Linked DNA regions of Homo sapiens: region 1 is linked to region 2. A link is a loop called in an ENCODE intact Hi-C map of the cell type or tissue named here. Cell type or tissue: GM12878. All regions are shown on one strand. Each heading gives the region's core, and the rest is flanking DNA. Links, peaks and the distances in the headings are about the cores only.

What was found. Peaks named below come from ENCODE experiments on the same cell type or tissue, not always from the same donor. Only the 100,000 strongest peaks of a DNase experiment are listed, where the experiment ranks them.
Region 1: it touches region 2 in a loop (2.7-fold over the local background); 2 of 110 quality-filtered maps call a loop at or near these places.

Annotation. Positions count from the first base shown.
Region 1 is chr15:76,985,996-76,992,464 of GRCh38, reverse strand. No RefSeq gene overlaps it. Among named protein-coding and RNA genes, the nearest start is that of PSTPIP1, 5.9 kb to the left of the region's middle. RefSeq lists an enhancer at 3,934-4,093. In GM12878, for the core only: no CTCF peak of the experiment used is centred there; DNase peaks (open chromatin) are centred at 3,834 and 4,168; H3K4me3 peaks cover 1,357 bases; H3K27ac peaks cover 1,947 bases.
Region 2 is chr15:77,181,696-77,192,655 of GRCh38, reverse strand. PEAK1 (pseudopodium enriched atypical kinase 1) reads left to right here. Exons shown (of 10, transcript NM_001385026.1): 7 at 10,616-10,960. The coding sequence starts at 10,730. Among named protein-coding and RNA genes, the nearest start is that of LINC00597, 38 kb to the left of the region's middle. RefSeq lists enhancers at 4,692-4,911, 10,731-10,820. In GM12878, for the core only: a CTCF peak has its summit at 5,960 (motif pointing left); DNase peaks (open chromatin) are centred at 4,705, 5,945 and 7,047; H3K27ac peaks cover 1,945 bases.

The DNA of each region.
Region 1 (6,469 bases), core at 1,470-6,469, 200 kb after region 2:
ACGTGCTCATACTTCCCCATGGTTGGCCTTGCGAATGGGCAGCCGGGGATGCCGAAAGCCAACCACGTGACCACCACAACCTTCTCCTCAGCCCAGGCACACAAGCACTGCTGAGCACCAACTCCTGCAGGGTCCTGCTGGGACCGGGGCCTCAAGGGGAGGCAGACTTGGTTTTTGCTCTGAGGGGCCTAGAGACTGACAGACAGGTTCTAGGGAGTTCTTTCTCCATAAGGAGTGGCTCAGAGCGGGTGAGACCAGAAGAAGATATTGTGATGACTTTTACAGGAATGAGGTCTGGTTGGGGCAGGTGCGATGGGGCTTGAGTGGATTGGTGGGATGTCAGGGAGATGGAGGAGCAAGACTGAGATGTCTGAGTGCCCCTCAGAAAAGAGTACTGTCTTAGGGGGCCCCTATTCACACCAGCCCCACCCACACCCAGGCCCAGGCCCTTGGGGAGAGGAATCCATCCCTGAAAATCACCGCTTTTTAGTGACTGTTCCAGCTGCTTCAAAACAATTTGCCTTGAGGTCTGTGCAGTTGTGCCTCAGGCCAGGCTGTGGGGGCATACCCCTCCCAGGCAGAGCCCCTGCCTGTTTTGCCTGGTATCTGAACACATCTGCTTGAAGAATTCAAGAAGCAGTAGCTACAAGGATTGAGAATAAAATGCAAAATCAGTTTTTATAACATTTATTGTCACAGCCCCCACCACTGACTGGCAGGACTCCGCTCCTGAAGACACTTCATCCATCCCTCTGAGCCACAGAAACAACAAAACCAGTAACAACAGCTGCCACAGAAGGAGGATCAATATTTACAGGACCTCCATCACTTTCACAAGCTTGATCTCACTGATTGCTCACTGCCTGGACAGCTACATAATTTGCGAGTCCAGTGCAAAATAAAAATGTGAGACCTCTTACTCAAAAAGCAGGGACAAAATTGCCGTTAAAGGTACTAATCTATAAAACTTGTTTCTTTACTGCAGTCTCTCTCTCAACCTGGAATGGTGTTTTTGATTTGTTATTTAACGTTACACTCCCTTGGGCATGGGAATATCTGTGGGACAACTTGCCCCGCCCCACCCTCTGACTTGACTCAGTTCTGTGTGAAATTCACCAGTTGCTGGACTTCTCCTCCTGTCAGCCACCACGCTGATCTGCATTCTGCGTTCCCCAGCGGAGGTTGGGGAAGTCAAGCCAGGCATTGCCATTTCCCATGGACCTGCCTCACCAACCCACAGCGGACAGGCAGTCCCCAGGGGTGTTGCAAAATCCAGGCCAGGATGCACTAGGAACCAGGGTCAGAAGTGAGTGAGAGGCTCAGCCCCCTGAGTCGCCTGTTGAATTTGCCATGGTGTTGCCAGCCTGGGGCAGGGGCCACATTGCCATGGCCAATCCTCAGATGCTACCAGGTGTGCCCTTGACCCGGACTGTCCCCATGCCTGCACTCAGGTCTCTGCTGGGGGCAGAGTGTGGCAGTGGTTGCTAGGCAGAAGTGGAGAAGACTGAGAACAAGTCCAGGGGAGGCAGTTGGAAGCAGGACCACAGGAGCCAAGGCTCCAAGTCCTTGATGTATGCTTCATTGTCCCACCAGACTGTACTTAAGAAAAGCAAATTCAAAAATAATGTGATTAAGAATTCCAAGACAGCAATCTCAGAGCATTAGACCCCAAGTACAATTTGCTTACACGAGTTGTACATCTATGAAACCAACCCTGCTCACTCCTGTCTGCTCTCTACACAGCAGAGTGACATTTTCAGATCCACATTTGGTCATATCAACGTCCCACTGTCACCTTGCCATGATTTTCCATTACTCTCAGGACAATGGCCATTGCCCTTACATGGCCTACAGACCCTGCATAATTTGGTCCCAGCCTACTCTTCAAAACTTCAACTCCCATTATGCCTCTCTCAATTTCTGATACTGCTTCCTGGACCATCTTTCAATTCCTCCATTCTGCCTCATTCTCTTCTTTCCCGGGTCCTTCACACATGATCACCCCTCTGCCTGGAAGCTTCTTCCCGTTCCATCCTAGACCCTGCCTTGGCCCAGCTAACTACTCCTTATCCCTTGGCCCTCTTATCAAATGTCACCTCTTCAGGAAAGCCTTTCCTGACCAATAAATGGATGGACAAATGGACAAAATGCAGGCAAGATGGAAAGCAAATAAACATCTTTTTTCTTTTTTCCTTTTTTTTTTTTTTTTTTTTTGGGACAGTGTCTCGCTCTGTCGCCCAGGCTGGAGTGCAGTGACACAGTCTTGGCTCACTGCAGACTCTGCCTCCCAGGTTCAAGCAGTTCTCCCAGCCTCAGCCTCCCAAGTAGCTGGGATTACAGGCATGCACCATCATGCTTGGCTAATTTTTATATTTTTAGTAGAGACAGGGTTTCACAGTGTTGGCCAGGCTGGTCTCAAACTCCTGACCTCAGGTGATCTGCCTGCCTTGGCCTCCCAAACTGCTGGGATTATAGGTGTGAGCCACTGCACCTGGCCGAATAAACACCATTTTGAAGGAAGTTCAGCCAAGTTCTCAGGGGCTGGAAGAGAAGACGTTGTTGGGGGAATAGCTCTCAGAGGTGAGGCTGACACCAAGCTGGAGGGCGGGACTGCACTCTGAGGGTCCTAAGATTCTAATTTGTTATCCAGGAAGAATCTAAAGCGAGAGCTTCCAGCCTTCTGAAGAGGGGCAGGGGCTGGAAAGAAGAGGGAGAGAAGGAGGGTCTGAAAGCTCTTTGGTGACATTCGAAGAGCCAGGAGGCCCTTGCCATGAATTTCATTTGGAGATGGCATTGCCACTGGTCCAAGGGGTAGGGCAAGTGACGCACGCTTCTCCCTTCTGCAGGGGAGCATCTGTCCTGCAGGAGTAATTCTCAACCTGCCATCAGCTTATGGCCAGAAGGGCATTCATGAGTCGGCCATTTAGACCTCGGTGGATGCACTGTCATGACGCTGCCCATGGCTGTAGGGTTGTGCACCCATCCCATGGCTGAAGTGGGATGTTCCAGCACCTGGCCATGATGGTTCACTATTGCTGGGGGAAATACCTGTAGGGTCCCTCCAGGTGGCCAGAGGCACATGCCTACTGTACTGGGGCAACCACTGTCCACCCCACTTACCCTGTCCCAGATTGGAACAAGCTCCACTGCAGCACACCCACCAGCACTGACTGAGCCTTCCTGTCTGGGAACATGCAAATGAACAAGCTCAGCCCCTGCCAGTCTGGTGAGGGAGGCAGCCTAGGAAGGGAAAATGTGCTGTGCGCAGACAACAGAGAAAGGCTGTTGAGGAGCCTGGCCTGGGAAGTCCTCCCAAAGGAGGGGAGCTGGGTCTTGATTAATGGGAAAGAGCTCACCCGTGAGGCAGGAAGGGAGTTCCAGAATAACGCTAATAGTCTACTAGGGCTGTGCTGCATCAGGCTCTGCTGTAAGCACTTCCCATGCCTTATGTATCACTTAATCTTCCCAACAACAGTGTGAGGCATTACGGCCACATTCAACAGATAAGGAACCTGAGGCTTAGACAGGTCAGTTAACTTTTCGGAGTCCCATCGCTAAAAAGGGTCTTTCCTCCCCAGAGTGTGGGGCTGGCAGTGAGGGGCCAGGGCCTGGGGCAGAAACAGGATGAGGAAGAAGGGAAAAGCAAGTCCCCACTGAGGAGGAAGTGCAGAGCCCATGCGGGGTGGGGGTGTGGCGCTCAGATGGAGGCTCCTCTCCTCTGACTCCAGGAAATATCCTTGCCCCAGAGTCCTCCACTGGGGCTGAGGGTGTGGCCTTTGGCCTTCAGGATGTGATACAGTTTGTTTTTCAGTTTGCCCCCAGGGACAGCAGTTGCAAAAACTAAGGCCTCTTCCCACTCACACAGCTCGCCTGAGTTGACGAGGAGCTTTCAGGTTTACTAATTTGCAGCCACAAGAGTGTGACTCTGAGTTTCCAAGCATTATCAGTCGTCAGAAGCCGAGTGCCGGTCAGGATTCTTGAAAGACAGCAAAGAGGTGCAAAGTGGCCCTTCGGGAGGTGGCCCAGGAACTGGTGGGCATGGGGAAGGGGCCTCAGTGAGTCCCAGGAATCCACTGCCACCCGATCACTGGTCAGAGGACGGAGGACTGCAGTGATGGAAGAGCCTGCAGGGACTATCTGGAGGTGCTCAAACAGCACAAAGTGTGCCTACCAGAAGTGGGACTTTGTTAAAAAAAAAAAAAAAAAAAAAAGCAAAAGGCCAAGTCCCAACCTTGGCCTACTGACTGGGTGGGGCCAGGGAGTATAGATTTTAGGTTTCGTAAGTGAGTCAGTCATACACCTTGGAGGAGAACTCCTGCTATTGCCTTACTTTCTCATTTTACAAATGGGAAACTGAGGCCCAATAAGTGGGGTAGCAGGGCCCAGAGGGGGACCAGTAGAATGATCTCACTGACAGGGAAGGAAAGGCATAACCATCTCCCACCCCCCAACCCCTTTTCTAGCCTGTTTTGTTTTGTTTCCATTATGGCAGCTGTCTCTCAAAACAGCTTCAAAAATGTGTTTCTAGCATCCTCTCCCCCCTTGGGTTGGTTTTAATTCAGGTGGAAAATGACTTGTTCACAGTAAAGCAAAGCTTGATTTCAGCCCAGCTGGTGTTTAATTTTCCCTGAAAACCTAGGATTCAGAGGCAGGAGACCCCAACTTCAGTCTTGGCTGGGCCGGAAAATCAATAGGCAGAGACATGTGGTGGGCCCGTGTGCAGGCAAAGGGAGCAGCATGTGCTGAGGCTCGGAGTAGGGAAGCCCCAGCCTGTGCAAGGAGTGGAACTTGGGGTGGGGGGGGCGGGGGTAGATGATCCCTGGAGTCAGAGTTGGAAGAGGTCCAGCCTCACCTCACTGAGACTCAGTTACCTCACCTGGAAAACAGAAATGATGAGCCTACATATTTAAGCAGGTTACTTGTTTAAAGCTTAAACAAGATTCTGGCCAGCCGCAAGGGCTCACGCTTGTAATCCCAGCACTTTGGGAGGCTGAGGTGGGCGGATCGGTTGAGCTCAGGAGTTCAAGACCAGCCTGGGCGACAAAGCAAGATCCTGTCTCTACAAAAAAAATTAGCTGGGCATGATGGCATGTGCCTGTAGTCCCAGCTACCTGTGAAGCAGAGGTGACAAGATCACTTGGGCCTAGGAGGTTGTGGCTGCAGTGAGATGTGTATAATTGCACCACTGTACTCTAGCCTGGGTGACAGAGTGAGACCTTATCTCAAAAAAAAAAAAAAAAAAAAAGAAAGAAGGAAGGAAGGAAAGAAAGAAAGAAAGATAGATAGATACATGCCTACATCAGTGTTTGATAACATGAAAAGGCACCTAGTCCAGGTTCACCCACAGTAGACTCACAACCAGGGTGAGTCTCTGACTCTGTGAGTCTGAGACTCTCAACAGTAGACTCACAGTAGACCTGACAGTGTTGCTGCTGACAGCCCTGTCTGCTCAGCTGGAAAAGCCTCATTCCCAGGACTTCAAATTGTAGAACCAAGCTGAGGAGCGGCTGGAAGCCAGAGTAGCAAAGAGACTTCCCAGCCCCATGAAAGCCCACATCCTCAGGGTGCAGGCACTCGCTCTCTAGCTGCCTCCCAAGCCCCGCCCTAGTAGTACCTCCTCAGGTCATCTAGAAGAGGCAGGCTTTCTCATGCTTCTTTTTTTTTTTTGTAAATTTTTATTTTGGTATAATTTTAAATTCAGAGAAAAGAGTACAAAAAACTCCTGTCTGTTTTACCCAGATTCATCAGACTGTTTAAATTTTACTTCAACTGCTTTATTATTCTCTATTTTTATGTATGCATACTGATTTTTTTCTATTAGTTGGGTAAGTTGCAGACATGGTATCCCTTCACCCTTAAATTATTCAAGTGTATATTTCCTAAAAATGAGGAAATTCTCTTATATAACCACAGTACAGTTTTTTAAATTAAGAAATTTATCATTGGCCAGGCACGGTGGCTCACACCTGTAATCCCAACACTTTGGGAGGTGAGGCGGGCAGATTGCTTGAGCTCAGGAGTTCGAGACCAGCCTGGGCAACATGGCAAACTCCTATCTCTACAAGAAATTAGCCAGGCATGGTGGCATGTGTCTGAAGTCCCAGCTACTTGGGAGGCTGAGGTGGGAGGATTGCTTGAATTGGGGAGGTGGAAACTGCAATGAGCCTTGATCATGCCACTGCACTCCAGCCTGGGTGACAGAGTGAGACCCTCACTCAAAAAAAAAAAAAAGAAGAAAAAGAAGAAGAAATTTAACATCAATATAAGGCTATTGTCTAATTTGCACTCCATATTCAAATTTAATTTCATTAATTGTAATGTCCTTTAAAATTTTGTGTTTTTTTCTCTTGGTCTCCTTAATTCTGTGACAGTTCCCCAGTCTATCCTTGACTTTCATGACCTTGACACTTTGGAAGATTGCAGGCCAGTTGTTTCATAGAAAGCGTCTCAATTTGGGTTTGTGTCAAGT
Region 2 (10,960 bases), core at 2,979-7,978:
CCAGCACCTCTTCAAGAATGGCTGGCATTCCACCTCTCACTTTCCACTGGGAGGTGTTTGGGCTCACTTTAGTAGTCCAGTGATACAAACCACAGGTAGATATCTCACTGATGAGGAGAATTAAGACCCAGCATATTTTTATTGGGGGATAGTTTAGTTTTTCCTCTGTCAGACTGCGGTCTCCTTGTATATTAATATCCAGTAACTCCCCAGAGTCTGAGCTTCTGCTGTTTTCTTGAGAACAGTCCTGTGGAAACCTATTGTCATGTGCTCATGCACATCTGGAGTTCTCGAATGCCCTGGCCACAGTTCCCATCCTTCATGGTCCATCACTGGCCTCATCACTTCAGTTACTAAACCCAAGTCTCATTTTTCTAACTTTATTCTGTAATAAAATAAAACTAACTAAAGAATTGTCACTTTGCCTTTTTCATTTTCTCTCTCATCCACCTCAGCATCCTGCATCTTCTTTACTGCTCTCACTAAACCACTTGCAGTCAAGGTTTAGAGTCAAGTTTACATAAGTAAATAGTAATTAAAGATCTGGATATTTCTCAATGGGAAGAATTTTAAATCACACATTTTGTTTTAGAATGTGTTTGTTATTTCCATTCGGACATCATCTGTCTCATGATTTTCTACAGTTAAAGTAGTGCAGTTGGTGCTAGCTTGATTGTCCACATTTCAGTATATCTCTGGGAAACTGATCCTGGGTTTTGATCTATACAGACCACAGGGTCATCTTTAGTCACTCTTATTATCCCACTGGTTGATAAAAATTATCAATTTAGCCTCTCACATCAGCCCCTGCTTGTTAATTCCCACTGCCACTATATTAGTTTGGGGCCTTCTCTGGACTAGTATTATACTAGTTGAAACAACTACATTACCTTTCACCTTGCCTCCTGTCAATATATTCTTTCCATTTCCACCTGAATTCTTAAAGCACAATAGTATCACATTACCTTATTGCTCAGCAACTCCTTCCTGATAGAATCTGACAGCATCTCTTGAAATTGATGCAAAACACAAGTCCAAGATGGAATGCTAAAGTTTCCTTGCAAGTCACTTGCTCAGAACTTGGAGTATGTTTTCCCTGTAGAAGCAATAAGTCTTAAACAGGTTTACAAGGCAGCTAAAACTTTCAATTAAATCATCCATGATAACTGAAGTCTAACCTAAGCATAGTTAACAGTGTTCCCATTGAAATAGCTTCCCAAGTGCCCAATTGGTATGTCAAGATGGGGTGTGGATATGTGTGGAGGAGATTAGAGGGATCATACCCCTTCCTGGCCTCCGCTGGATGTAGAAATTTAATAAAAGGAGAAAATAACTAATATTTATTAAGTGCTTACTATGAATCAGCCTTCGAGTTAGGCATTTTATATATTTTATCTTAATTCATTTTCATAAGAGCTTTGTTTGACGGTAGTTATTATACTCCTTTAACAGATTCTTAGCAAATTAGTAATGTGAATAAGATCACAAGAGGAATGCTTACCTGACATAAGAGATTATTGTTTTTAAGCACTACTTTTCAAACTTTGGTAATTTATAGACCTCCTTTTAACTGAAAAAAATAACTGTGCTCTGTCAGTGTTGACGTACATTATTATAATTTTACTTAAATACAAAAAACATAAAGTTAGGTATAAATTCTTTATGCTTATAGTTGTCATTTAGCTATAAAACAAATTTGAAAGTTAAGTACAAAAAAACCCTGCAAAACTAATGAAATGCAAATTAACAGCAATTTAATATAATAGATGAAGTTTTGCTGAAACTAAATTGCTGCTTACTGTGTGGGTAAGGAGCTGCCAGCCACCCTAGTTTTCTTTGCAGTTTTCATTACCATTGGCTGTCTTCTTATGCCACATTTCTTTCTACGGTATTGAAAATTCAAGATTGGTACAATACACAGTGGTTGCACCATGATGTCATTTTGGTCTTTACTTGGTAGAACTGTATCATCTACATATTAAGTGAGCCTTTCTTTTCTCATTATTTCTTACAGTTAAAGTAGTGTGCTTGGTGTCAGCTCATATTAGAAACAGAAAGGTATTTGTAGTCCTGGAAATTATATTGCTGTGCTTAGTTAATATGGCCATTGCAATGATCCTGCCTGTGTTTACATTAGTTTATTTTAGATGTAAACTTTACTTTCAGTTTAATATTCAGCTCTTTTGGAGAACTCATAGACCCTTGAAAACACATCCCAGATTCCAGTGTGAGAAGTATTCTTTGACTGCATTTTAAGTTATGTATTTACAACCATTAAGAAAATAATTCCAACTTATTTATTAGAACAGGTCCAAATATCTGCACTAGGAAAGACTAGTTTATTATGGTATTTCCTCAAAAGCAATAAATCTATACTTCTTCAAAGTATTGTGTAATTCAGACTTTCATTAATTTAGAAGTACTTTTTCCCTTTAAAAGTCTAAATTATAAATGTTTTACAGTATGTATTGTTCACTCTTTTCTATAGCTGGGAAAGGTAAAATTTCTTTTAATTGGAAAAATAATGCCTCCTGCCAAACATAAAGTAACACAAGACAATAAAGCCTCCAAAAATGAGTGAAGAGTGGTAGAAAATGACATTGCTCACTCTGATTATGTGGCTATAAACATTCAAGCAGGATTTTTCTTAGAATCATTAACTATTTTCTTATTTCTCCTTCCTTCCCAATTTCCTTTTTCCCACCTTCTCTTATTTGAATTTTGCTCTGCCCTTATTTAGTCTCTTTCTTATTCCCTGTCTTCTCACATCTCAATCAGCTGTGACTCCCTAATTTAGCCTGCAGTCCAGCTTTCTTCACTTGGCAGTTGGCTCTGAGGTTGAGGGCAATGGAGAAGAGGAACAGAGCAAGGTGACTGATAGCAACATCTCACCAACTCACTCTCAACCAGCCACTTCAGTGGCCCCTCCAAATCAGAGTGGTTCCTGACTTGGAGAGCTGGATGAAAGATCATGCTTAATTTGCCTCGTAATATTACTTCCTCAACACTCTGAAACACAAAAAACACAACTTTGAGACAGCCTACTAGCTAAGTTTATGCCTGTTTGTTTCCTTCTGGCTTATTCTGCAGTGAGCACCTGGACTGATCATCTTAGAGCTGAGGAGGGGAAGGTGTGGGTGTGCCTATTTCTTACACTTCTTCATTCATGGTGGAATTCCACTATGGTGGACAGTGCTGCTGCTGCTGCTGCTGCTGTGTGGACTGTCTTTCAGACACTGCCATGTTTATGTTTAAAGCAGCCTCCAGATGCCATGAAGCTATACCATTTATGCATGCATACGTGCATGCATGCATTCATCCTGGCTCTGCCATTTACTAGCTATGTGACCTTGGGCAAGTTTCAGTTTCTTCATCAGTAAAGTAGGGCAAATAATAGTATGTCTATCATAGAGTTTTGTGAGAATTATGAGGTGTTTGTTTTGTTTTGTTTTTTTGAGATAGAGTCTCGCTCTGTTGCCTAGGCTGGAGTGCAGTGGCGCGATCTCGGCTCACTGCAACCTCCCCCTCCCAGGTTCAAGTGATTCTCCTGCCTCAGCTTTCTGAGTAGCTGGGACTACAGGCGCGCACCACCACGCCTGGCTAATTTTTGTATTTTTAGTATGGACAGAGTTTCACCATGTTGGCCAGGCTGGTCTCAAACTCCTGACTTCAGGTGATCTGCCCGCCTTGGCCTCCCAAAATGTAGTGTTGGGATTACAGGCTTGAGCCACCGCACCTGGCCGAATTATGAGTTTTTATGGGTAAAGGGCCTGGTACTTAGTAGTAAATGCTAACTAGAATTATTCTTGAGTGAAAACATTTATTTAGTATCCAATGTATTCCAAACAATTCAAGAGATATAGAGAGGAAAAACACTTAGACCTGCCTTCTGGGGACTTACATAATTACAAAACAATGTGGTATAATCGAGTTAGGCAAAACTTCATCACAGAGGTAAAATTTAAACTGCATCTTGAAGGATAAATAGGGTTTCAACAAATGGAACAGCATTAGAGGAAATACATTCCAAGCAGAAGAAAAAGCTTGTGAATAAAATAAAACTATAAAAGACTATGGAGTCTTGGCTGTTATTAGATAATACTTTAACTTCTTCTCTGATGTATACCTTCTTAAATAGGGGTCTAAAGTGGTTTCAGGGAACATTTTGGAACTTCTAATCTTATAACTAGTTATTACCAAGTTTATAATAATTATTATTAGTAGTAGTTAACTGATTCGTCAAAGAGTTTGAATTTAAAAATTAGTTGGAACTGAGCGGTGCTGCTTTGCAGGGGTGCATTTGTTGTTACATGATTCTTATCCTGAGATGACTACCATGTGACAGGAGCAGTGAACTGTTAGAAAAACTGTTGTGGTTAGAACAATTGGAACTGGATGGGCTTCTGGAGATTTCATTAAGTTTCCAAAATTAAGCAGATTTTACTTTGGTTTCTTCTTTAGATAGGAGAACCTCATGTTCTTGTGATAGCAAGGAATGATAATTTTTTTTTTCAGTCAGATCTCAAGAAAGTCCCTTTTACTCATGGAATTTCCATTTGTGTACCAAATTTAAGCTGTGTTTTATCTTCTGCAAAACTTCTTCCTGCAGCTTTGCTTTCACTTCCTCTCCCCACCCTTTTAGTCATATACTGAAGAGTTTGGCAGCTGGTTGAGGTGTCAGGTCAGCATTTTTCACTGTGGAAGAAGGAAAGGTTGGGAACAGTGACGTGGGTATGGTTGTCACATTTTCCTTTCCTTTTTTTTAAGTGACCCACATGTTCTTTAACAAAAGCCTAGTGAGAACCTTGACTTGTAAATTGTTCCCTAGCATCCTGGAGATGGACTAATATGTGGGATGACATATAGGCAATAGATCCTCACTGAGAGTGTCCTTAAAAGCCCACGTACAGCAGTGAGGATTCTTGACTCTGCCTCCATGGCAATGTGACAGATTTTATGGAGAGAGATGGTGGGCTTCGGGAGTCACAGAATTGGAGGAGCTTAGCAGTTCATTCTCCATCCTCCTTTATTATTAACAGATTCTCCTTGGGTGCCTTTAGGAAATGCTGTATATATGGTGTTTAATCTCCCACCTACACACTTTCCTTTTCTTCACTAATGGAAATTGAATCCAGCTTGAGGAGCTCCAGCTCTTTCTGCTGGCCAGTTTATTTCAAGATTGAAATCCATTGTGGATTTGTTTGTTGTTTTTTTGTATTTTTGTGGGGTTTTTTTTTGGTATCAAATCTGCCTGAAACTGTTGGACTAGAAGCAAACTAATTATTGTCATTGTATGGCAGTAGAGAGAATAAAAAACAGTAATAGGTTCTTAAAAAGCTGTCATGACTTGAAGTGAAATAGGCCACTCTTGAATAGCTTAATCTATAGCCTGAAGGGCTTTGGTCCTGAAAACTGTCAAATATGAAATAGGATTTTAGATCATGGAATCCTGGCTACCTCCTAGGGGCAGCTTCAGCCATTAAACTCTCCCATAGACTATTTCATCTAGAAGATTTGCTTTGAGATTATAAGGAATGTGGAGGTAAATGAGCTTTTCTTATCAAACATTCCATTTGGGTGCTCTGTATCAGACCTGTTCTGGCAAATAAATAGAAGACACCAGGATAGACTGTTTTATTTCCTTGTGTAAGTGCCTCAGGAGACACATTTCTTATTTCTCAAGCATAACTTTGGAGACTGGAGTTTCCCATTTGGGGAGCGTTGGTGTTGAGCAGGGAAAGCTGCTAGTTATTGATTGCCACTGAAGTCATTTCACAAAGGCTGTAAAACCCAAGGATTGCTCTTTGGACAGACCTGCATCTGGTACAGATTCCCCCTCTATGAGACTGTTGTAGGTTAAAATAGTTTTGACAGTGTCTTTAAGTGCACCTCTTTGTCTCCAAATATAATTAGTGTTTAAAATGAAGCCCTCGTGGTTAAGGTTTTGTGGCTTAGACAGCAGCTCCATCTGGTGCTTGCTAAAGGTGTTTGCCTGGTTCATGTCTCGGTTTTTTTGTTTTTTGTTTTTTATTATTATACTTTAAGTTTTAGGGTACATGTGCACAATGTGCAGGTTTGTTACATATGTATAAGTGTCTCGGTTTTAAACCAGATGAATACAGATGGACACAAACTTGTAAACGAATGTCATATGCAACATGGGTTCCTAGTGCACACAACACTGACATAAGCAAATGGTGTTCCTGGTGAGTCTCATTTGGCTATTCTGTTGATAAGTGATAGCTGTTAATCAGCTTAGCCATCTTTTGACTGAATTAACTTACTTTTACTCAAAGTGGGGAATTATTTTTACTATTATCTACTAGTCTTTGAAAAAGCAAATATATTGTACTACTTACAAAGAGAAAACTTAATCCCACTCTTATCAGAGTCTGTTTAACTTGGTTAACAAGATATTATGCCAAGATGCCTTATTCTTTTTTGTATTCAGTGCTGCATAGTGCTAAGTACACAGGGAATTTTTTAATTTAAATTCTTGGTGACTGACAGGAACTGCCCCCAAACTGTTAATAAAAGTTACTTCTGAATAATAAGTTTACATATGGTTTCTATTTTCTTTATGCTTTTCTGAGTTTCCACAGTGAGCATATACAACAAAAGAAAAAAACATCTACCAAAAAAGGTAAAAACAAAACATATTGTAGGTAGTTGTAGCCTTGAGTCCCAGTTCTGGGTCTTTCTTATTTACTGTGTGTCCTTAGGAAAGTCACTGTCTCTTCTAGGCTTCGATTCCTTTGTCCATAAAACACAGTTGAATTAGAAACCTGCACAGTTTTAACATTCTAAGTATTGTGATTCTTTCCTCTTTCCTGTTTTTTCAGCCTCTCACCCTGGCCTGTATCTTTCCCCAATATTACCATTCAACATTATCTAGGTTTTCCCATCTTAAAATAAGGAAATCCTTTCTGGACCCCCATCCTCCTAGCTCCTTCTTGCTTCTCCTTCCTGCCTACTCTTCTCCAAAAGTTATCTACCATTGCTCTATTATCTCACTCTTCAACTCACTGCAGTCTGGTTTCCATCCCCACCACTGAACCAAATAGTTCATGCTAAGGTCACAGATGAGCTCATGTTGCCAAGTCCAATGGGCATGTATGTAAGTCCTCATTTTCCGTTACCTCTCAGCAGCATTTGAAATAGTTATTGTCTTTCTCCTTCATGACATTTCCTCATCTGGCTTCTGTGTCATCACACCTTGGCTGTTAGTTTTCAGTTAGGGGAGAGGAAGTAGCCCCTTCTCCCTGGTTCACCCACCAAGGCCACCTCCTCAGCTCACTATTTTCTTTTCGGCCTAAATATCTCTATACTAGTAATTCCTAAGCAGAGGAGAACCACAGAATTCTCATCCATGTTTCAGACTCCTAAATTCATATACTGTCTTGTATGCAGGGTGACAAAATATGGACTCATAGTCTTCCCTTCAAAAGTTGCACCTCCTCCAATGTTGTCATCTCAGTAAATGGCTCCATAATCATTTGAATACATAAACCTAAAACCTCAATACTTTTTACTCTTCAAAATCCAGTCATTCCTGCATCTTTCTCTGCCTTCCCTGACACCACATCCTAATCCAGATCCTCATCAGATCTTAGTTTGCCTATGTCAGTCTTTTAAGCCTCCTGTCCTGTTCTTCCCGAGTCCATTTTCTACATAGCAGCAGAGCTGTCTTTTTAAAGTCAGGTTTATTGAAGGTAAATTTACATGTAGTAAAATTCACTTTTTTTAAGTGCGTAGTTCTATGAGTTGTTTGTTTGTCTTAGACTGTGGTGCAGTGGCACAATGCAACCTCGGCTCACTGCAACCTCCGCCACCCAGGTTCAAGCAATTCTCATGCCTCAGCCTCCTGAGTAGCTAAGATTACGGGCATACACCACCATGCCTGGCTAATTTTTGTATTTTTGGTAGAGACAGGATTTCACCATGTTGGCCAGGCTAGTCTCAAACTCCTGGCCTCAAGTGATCCACCCGCCTCAGCCTCCCACAGTGCTGGGATTACAGGCATGAGCTACCGCGCCCAGCCTACCTGCCGGTTCTGTGAGTTTTGACAAATGTATGCAGTTATGTAACCACTGCCACCTAACATTTAGATTGTTTCCAGCTTTTGGCTGTAAACCTTTGTGTATTGGTTTTAGTGTAAACAAAAGTTTTTATTTATCTTGGGTAAATACCTAGGAGTGGGATTGCTGGGCTCCAAGGTAAGTTTATGATTAACTCTATAAGAAACTGCAAAACTGTTTTTCAGAATACCTGAACCATTTACATTCCCACCAGCAATATATGAGTTTCAATTGCTTCACATCCTCGCTAGCATCAGTTGTTTTTGTTTTAATTTTATTTTAACCATTCTAATAAATGTGTAGTGGTAGCACATTGTAGTTTTAATTTGCACTTCCATGTGGCTAATTATATTTACAATATTATAAATTTTATTTACTACAATATTATAAATATTGTAAATTATATTTACAATTTTTATATTGTTTAAATGCAATCCATGTATCTTTGGCTGGGCACAGTGTCTCATGCCTGTAATCTCAACATTTTGGGGAGGCCGAGGCAGCTGGGTCCCTTGAGCCCAAGAGTTTGAGACCACCCTGGACAACATGGAGAAACCCCATCTCTATAAAAAAAATAGAAAAATTAGCCAGGCATAGTGGCATGTGCCCATAGTCCCAGCTACTCCAGAGGCTGAGGTGAGAGGCTTGATTGAGCCAGGGAGGTTGAGGCTGCAGTGAGCTGTGATCATACCACTACACACCAGACTGGGTGACAGAGTGAGATCCTGTCTCAAAAAAAAAGATCAAAAATCATATATATTTGGTTAAGTGTCTGCTCAAATCTTTTACCTGTTTTTTATTGGGTTTTTCTTTTTGTTGAGTTTTGAAAGTTCTTTATATATTCCAAATACAAAGTCCTTTGTCAGATATGAATGTTTCACATAATTTCTCCTACTCTGGGGTTTGTCTTCATTCTCTTGTCATTTTTTTTTTGGCAAATGTTTTTGATAAAAGGCAAAATATATTTAGGTACAATATTTTATAACAGAGGTTTGCTAGTGAGAAGAATGAAATTCCATTTTGGGGAGGATAACATTGTGCTTGATGGGGGTTCAAAGTTAGTACTTCCTCTCATCAAAATTGATTACAAATGTTCATCTATTAATTCATATCTGTAATGAAATTTTACGTATTTCATAATTTTATTTTATAATTTTATGTATTATCTTTGAAAAATGTAATTTCACACAGCTGATAGATGCACCAGTGGAAATCCTGCAATTTGTAGAGTGCCACAAAGCAGTAAAAGTGAAGCATACAGTCTGTGTGTCACACATTTCATAGCTACTCATCTCTCCATTGTAGCACAGAAGCCACCATAGGCAAATGAGTATGTAAACAAATGAGTGTGACTGGCGTTCCAATGGAGCTTTATTTGTGGGTACTGAATTTAGAATTTCATATAATTTTCACTTGTTGCAGAACATTATTCTCGTTTTGATTTGTTTCCAACCATTTAAAAACATAAAAAGCATCCTTAACCTTGGGATACAAAAACAGGAATAAGCTACATTTGGCCTCTGGGCTATAATTTGCTTACCTTTCCCCCTTCTTCCCCCCTTCATCTATCAGTGTTTTATAGTTTTGCTCATATAGATTCTAGATTTTACACATATTTTGTTGGACTTATATACGTAAGAATTTCATGGGTTTTGGTCAGAGCTGTCTTTTTAAAATGCAAATTGGATTATGTTGTTTCCCCTATTCAAGACCCTTCAGTGGCTTCCCACTGCTCTTAGGATAAACTCTATAATCTTTAAAAGCCTAAAAGGCCTTGCATGATCTGGCCCCTGGTCTCCTTTTCAGCCTTTTTTTTTTTTTTTTTTTTGAGACAAGGTCTCACTCTGTCACCCAGGCTGAAGTACTGTGGCACAATCTGCTCACTGCAACCTCCACCTCCCAGGCTCAAACAATCCTCCTGCCTCAGCTTCCTGAGTATCTGGAACTATAGGTGTGTGCTACCACACCCAGCTAATTTTTATATTTTTTTTAGAGATGGGATTTTATCATGTTAGCCAGGCTGGTCTTGAACTCCTGGGCTCAAGGGATCTTCCCACCTTGGCCTGCCTCCCAACATGCTGAGATTACAGGCATGAGCCACTGCACCCAGCCCCGAAGCTTCATTTTCAATGCATTGAGTTTGAGGAGTCTACGAAATGTCTAAAACATTCAAGGGTAGGTGGAAGAAGAGGAATCTATAATGGGCTGGGAAGTGTTAGAGAAATTGGTGGATAACAGAAGGAGTGGTATCAAAGGCATTTCTGGGAGGGAAGGTCACAGAATCATTGCAACAGAGACATCAAGCTGAAGATTATGTATGGATAGATAAGAGTGCATAAAATTATAGTTAAAAAGCTCACTTTCCAAATGCTGATTGGCTAAAGGGAAATTACAAAGTACACAAATTAGTTTAGCTCTCAGTCTTTTAATTTAAGGAAAAGTTTAGGAATGGAGTCAGTTTTTTCAAGTCACTAATAATGGTAAGTCTCATAGTGCCTTTTTCATTCAGATTTTTTGTCTTCTTTTCCCCTCCACAGATTGATCATTCTTAGAAGAGCTGCTGTAACACATAGGGGAAGTGAAAACTAACAGATGAAAGTTTTGTCATGCACTGAAAGAAAAGCATTGTCTGTGAAGTTCTATTTTTAAAAATGTCTGCTTGTAACACCTTTACTGAACATGTTTGGAAACCTGGTGAATGCAAGAATTGCTTTAAACCTAAAAGTTTGCACCAGCTTCCCCCAGACCCTGAGAAGGCACCCATCACCCATGGCAATGTGAAAACTAATGCCAATCACAGTAACAACCACCGCATCAGGAACACGGGCAATTTCCGGCCTCCTGTGGCTAAAAAACCCACTATAGCTGTGAAGCCCACTATG